Linked DNA regions of Homo sapiens: region 2 is linked to region 1. A link is an interaction called in ENCODE POLR2A ChIA-PET data of the cell type or tissue named here. Cell type or tissue: GM12878. All regions are shown on one strand. Links, peaks and the distances in the headings refer to the core of each region. The heading gives the core; the rest is flanking DNA. Region 1 overlaps EPS15 (epidermal growth factor receptor pathway substrate 15). Region 2 overlaps EPS15 (epidermal growth factor receptor pathway substrate 15).

Region 1 (2,923 bases), core at 219-2,718:
CTAATCTAAGATATTTTACTTGTTCTTTAGGGAATTACAAAAAGCACTTTATATACTTGTTTGTGAGTTTGGGGCTTAATAAAATTGGGAGCAGAAAAGATAACTATTGGGTACTGGGCTTAATACCTATGACACAAGTCCACTGATGTAATAAACCTTCACATGTACCCTTGAACCTAAAATAAAAGTTTTTAAAAAAAAAATCAGTACTCTGGAAACCAAAACCAAGTAAATGGCCTGAGAGAGATCTGGTTAGTTGGAGAACTGGTAGAAATAATAAACGAAAAGTTACTCCAGGCAGAGTTCATTAGGCAAATTCATATGCTGGAGTTTCATTTTTAAAGCAGTTGAATCAACAAGGTATGCCTTCATTAATTATATTTATTAGGTGTTTTTAATAATCTGAGGAATCTTGTAAATTGAATGCTGTATTACAGTAAAGTGAACTTTTTTTATTTAGACAAATGATCTAACCCAGTTAAGCATGCGTAGAAGAAAGCCTGGAAGAAAAAAAACACTAAAATTTTATAGTAGCATGGTTGTAGTTTTTATCTACCTTGTTTTCAACAGTGAGAATGTATTCCTTCTGTAATCAACTGATTTAGCTTTTCTCTATGGCATTTTTGAGAATTTATTCATTTAAATTGAATACACAATAACTACGTGTAAAGTAAAGCTTTGTGTTCTAAGATTGTGTCTACACTTAGTTTTCATCCTAAACATTTAGAGAAATTGATTAGAGGAATGATAATAATTATATTAATTGATTTGGACAATTCAGTTAGAGGACTAATTTATAATTTTTTGTGCTGCTTTATAACTTAACAAAGCGTAACCTATGAACTAAGCTATTATTATCATCATTTCAAATTGGAGGATACTGAGGCTCAGAATTTGGGACTTAGGTTTTATAGTTAGTAAATTAAAAAACCAATATAAATTCATGGTTAAAAAAATTCATACAATGCTAGTGAAGTCTTCTTTCTGCTTTAGGCCCTCATTTGCTTTCCCAGAGGCAGCCATTCTTGCCAGTTTCTTGTGTGAATTTCCAGTAATAGTCTGTGTATATGCGAATAAATATATATGTATACTGTATATGTATATTCTTTTGTGTAAGCTGTTTATTGTTTCACAGTTTGTTGTTATATTATTTTTAGCTTAACTGATTTAGGAGATTGCTCTATAACATCACATATAGATCTCCCTTATTGTTTTCAAAACCTCAGGGTATTTCTATATGTGAACTTACTGTTATTTATTTTACTGGCCACCTAATGCTGGACATTTATTTTGTTTTCAATCTTTTGTTACAACTATGCTGCAGTGGATACTCTTTTACATGTTTTTGTGCACATGTGTGAGCATATGGATTAATTTCTAGTAGGTGTAATTTTTGGGCCAGAGGATACTTTTAATCTGCATAGATACTGCTAATTTGGGGTAGGCATAGTGGCTCAGGCCTATAATTCCAGTGCTTTGGGAGGCTGAGGCGGAAGGATTGATTGAAGCCAAGAGTTCAAGGCCTGGGTAACATAGTGAAATCCATCTGGGACAAAAAAAAAATTTTTTTTAATTAGCTGGGCATGGTGGTGTGTGCCCGTAGTCCTAGCAGGCTACAGGTGAGCTATGATTAGCAGGTTACAGTGAGCTATAATTGCACCACTGCACTCCAGCCTAGGTGACAGAGCTAAGACCCTGTCTCCAAAAAAAAAAAAAAAAAAAAAAGATATTGCTCATTTACATTCAGAAACACTGTAGCAGCACACATGTTTGAGAGTGTCATTTCCTCCACAGCTTGATCAACATGTATATTATTGTCAGTCCAGTAATCAGAAAGATTTCAAACAATTTCATTGTTTTAGTTTGTTATTTCTTTATGGGTAAGGCTGAACTTATTTTTTTTTCCTTTGAAACCATTTGTATTTCTTTTTTTATAAACTGCTTTAGTCTTTTACCTGTTCTCTTGATGGGCTGTTTGTCTTCTTTCTCACTGATTTGTAAGAACTCTTCTTATATTTAGGAAATTTGCCCTTCTTTGCAAAATCCTTTGCAAAATTTTTTTCTCTGAATTTTTTTTTGTTTTTGGCATTTTTTGATTATGTAGAAATATTTGTTTTATATGTTTAATTTGTCAGTCTTTTCTCTTAGAGCTTCTGCAAAATCTAGATTTTTAAACTTCAGGAGCAGAGGCAGACTAATATAACTGCAAGAGCACACCTGTTCTGCCCCTGAGTAGTTCTGTGATCTTGGGCAAATTACTTAACCTCTTAAGTGCACTCATTTGCATATTAGAAATAAACTACTGAGACTTCTTGGGTATTATTGAGACCTCTTAAGCATGTTGTGATTACAAAATGAACTGGTGACTTATTTTCTTTAGCTACTCCTGTAGTTTCCCAATTTGTTAAAAGCTGGCCTTGTACCCTGCCTCATATACTCTGCTTTCCTATCACATAAATGTGAACTTCTGAATATTTTGTGCAAAAGTAGGATAGAAATGAGGTAGAAGAAACTCATTTTTGTGATATAAATAAGGCTTTCAAATGAATCAGAGGTGCAATTAAAAAATAAAAGTTGGGCTCTTTTTAAAACTTGTTTTTATGTGGTAAAAATATACAAAGAAAAGTAAGCCTCACTTCCTCCCTCCTTTAAACTGGGGATTATTACAATGGGAATATAACAGTACCAGGAGTTTTTCATCTGAAATAATCAAACTGCTTATTCCTTACTAAATCTGCAATAAGAATACAAATTTGACCAAGAATGCTAGGATAAGAACATATTTTTTGGAGGAAGACGTTTATATTACAGTACTTTATAGTTTTTTAGATCATGGTTTCTCAGCCTTGGCACTTTGAGATTTTGGGCTGGAGAATTTCTTGTTGTGGGAGGCTGTTCTGTGCATTGTAGGGTGTTTTGCAGC
Region 2 (2,923 bases), core at 135-2,634, 100 kb after region 1:
CCCAGCTGATTTTTTGTATTTTTAATAGAGATGGGGTTTTACTATGTTGGCCAGGCTGGTCTCGAACTCCTGACCTCAGGTCATCCACCCGTCTCAGCCTCCCAAAGTGCTGGGATTACAGGCATGAGCCACTTTGCCGGCTCAATAGATTGTATTTTCAAACTAACAAAATTACTTTAGATCTGCAGGTAACATTCTTTTAAAATATTTTATAGCTGAACTAGACCAAGCACTGTGGCTCATGTTTGTAATCCCAGCATTTTGGGAGGCCGAGGCGGGCAGATCATTTGAGCCTAGGAGTTTGAGACCACCCTGGGCAACATGGTAAAACCCCATCTCTACAAAAAAATTTAAAAATTAGCCAGGCGTGGTGGCACATGCCTGTAGCCTCAGCTACTTGGGAGGCTGAGGTGGGAAGATTACTTGAGCCCAGGAGGTTGAAGCTACAGTGAGCCGTGATTATACCACTGCATTCTAGCCTGGGTGACAGAGTAAGATCCTGTCTTAAAAAAATAAAGGTATATGCCACAGTGACATGTTAAAGCAGTAATGATTATTTCCAAATAATGAAAGTTTTAAATGTCAGATCAGCCTTGGTCTATAGATTATAAAAATACTGAATCAGTTTAGAAATGTAGGTATTATTTTAAAAAGTTTAAAAAGCATTTGTCATAGGTCAGTTTGGGGTATTAATAAATAGCTATAGTTTAAATACATAGTGAAGTGTTTCACATTATGTAAAAAGAATGTAAGTCTTTTCTTTCTGTCAGTCTCATGCGTGTTTCCCATTAGTTTTTCCCACATACTAAAATCCTATGATAGTTACAGTAATTGCTTAATTAAGCCCCTGGAATGTGCTAGGCATTGTACAAGATTTTGGATAATCAAAGAAAGATGAAGCATGGACACTGTCCTTTAGAAGTTTGTAATTTAGAGGTTAGCTATGATTACAGTGTATTAAGTATGACAGTAGAGGTTAGGAACAAACAGTAGAGTTTGAGCATAGGTGAAGGAAGCCCAAGATGAGTCAGACGAGATTAAATTTGGCTGGATTCTGAAGAATCAATAGTGGGTTTCCAGGTACATATGGTGTGGAAGGACATTGAAGACAGAGGTTATGGCTTGTGGAAAGGCATAGGGTCATTGAAATATGTTGTCTATTGGAGAAGGAATAGGGTCTTCTGAGGCTGGGACACAGGTGAATATGAGAGGAAAAGAAGGTAGAACCCAGAACTGAAGGTTTTAATGTGTCTTGCAGCAAGTTTTACTTAATCCTCTAGATAAGAGGGAACAACACATATTTTAAAAATAACAGTGACTAGAGAAATATCCTTTGCAGTGAGTTATTTTTTAAGCAAGTTGGACATTTGGAATAGGAAGAAACAAAGGGAGAAAACCCAGTTGTATGTCAAGGAAGGAACGATGAAAGCTAAAATAATTTGGTAAACAGCTTAAAGAGAGATTTTAAGGTAGAATCTATAGGACATGTATGAATGGAGAAAATCAAAGATGAATCTGAAGTTACTAGACTGGGTGATACAGAAATTGAAGTCATTTTTCTCTTTTGGCATGGGTTTATTCAGAGCCAATGCCATGTGCATATCTAAAGTCGTATCTCTATATGGTATGGATTAGTTAACAGTGTAGGCAAGGTTAAAAATTTAGACATGAAAAAAATTAGGCATGCTGGTAAATTAATGATAAAGTACTAAAGGAGTTCACCAGTTTGAAACTGTGATCACACAAACTCACGGAATGTTAGCACTGGAAAGTCTTTCATGATCATCTATTGTGTTGGCATTTTTAAAGGAATTTTTAAAATAAATTATAGTAAATAATTGATAAACATTTTTGTCAAAGGAATCAGAAAGAGAACATCTAATTCTTTTTTATTATTATTATACTTTAAGTTCTGGGATACATGTGTGGAACGTACAGGTTTGTTACATAGGTATACATGTGCCATGGTGGTTGGCTGCACCCATCAACCCATCATCTAGGTTTTAAGCTCTGCATGTATTAGGTATTTGTCCTAATGCTCTGCCTCCCCTTGTCCCCCACCTCCCGACAGGCCCCGGTGTGTGATGTTCCCCTCCCTTGTGTCCATGCGTTCTCATTGTTCAGCTCCCACTTATGAGTGAGAACATGTGGTGTTTGGTTTTCTGTTCCTGTGGTAGTTTGCTGAGAATGATGGTTTCCAGCTTCATCCATGTCCCTGCAAAGGACATGAGCTCATTCTTTTTTATGGCTGCATAGTATTCCATGGGATGTATGTGCCACATTTTCTTTATCTAGTCTATCGTTGGTGGGCATTTGCATTGGTTCCAAGTCTTTGCTATTGTGAATAGTGCTGCAATAAACATACGTGTGCATGTGTCTTTATAGTGGAATGATTTATAATCCTTTGGGTATATACCCAGTAATGGGATTGCTGGGTCAAATGGTATTTCTGGTTCTAGATCCTTGAGGAATCGCCAGACTGTCTTCCACAATGGTTGAACTAATTTACACTCCCACTAACAGTGTAAAAGCGTTCCTGTTTCTCCACATCCTCTCCAGCTTCTGTTGTTTCCTGACGGGTTAATGAGAGAACATCTGATTCTTAAGAAACCTAGGCAAAGCAAAACTCTATATAATACAATAAAGAAAAATTCAATTTAGAAGGGGCATAAGCATATTTAACTAAGATTTAAAATGTACTTATTTCCTCATTTAAAATTTCTTCTCCTTCAATATTATAATTTCAAGTCTCTTAAAATAAGGACTGAATTAAAATACAGAAATTGTTTTTCTTCCAGAAATCAAGTGTCCCTGTATCTTAAATTCTCTGTACAGTTCCATTTATCAGTCCTTTGTGCAAGAGTTAGCAATTCATGGCACAAGGGTCACTTTTTGCCTTTCTTTGCAGAGTTGATGATACTCA

What was found. Peaks named below come from ENCODE experiments on the same cell type or tissue, not always from the same donor. Only the 100,000 strongest peaks of a DNase experiment are listed, where the experiment ranks them.
Region 2: POLR2A ChIA-PET joins it to region 1 with 6 read pairs; 8 of 35 experiments call an interaction of 5 or more read pairs at or near these places.

Annotation. Positions count from the first base shown.
Region 1 is chr1:51,511,646-51,514,568 of GRCh38, reverse strand. All of the region lies in intron 1 of EPS15 (epidermal growth factor receptor pathway substrate 15), which reads left to right. Among named protein-coding and RNA genes, the nearest start is that of EPS15-AS1, 5.2 kb to the left of the region's middle. In GM12878, for the core only: no CTCF peak of the experiment used is centred there; no DNase peak of the experiment used is centred there; H3K4me3 peaks cover 1,354 bases; H3K27ac peaks cover 2,445 bases.
Region 2 is chr1:51,411,350-51,414,272 of GRCh38, reverse strand. The region is part of intron 13 of EPS15 (epidermal growth factor receptor pathway substrate 15); the gene reads left to right. Among named protein-coding and RNA genes, the nearest start is that of TTC39A, 82 kb to the right of the region's middle. In GM12878, for the core only: no CTCF peak of the experiment used is centred there; no DNase peak of the experiment used is centred there.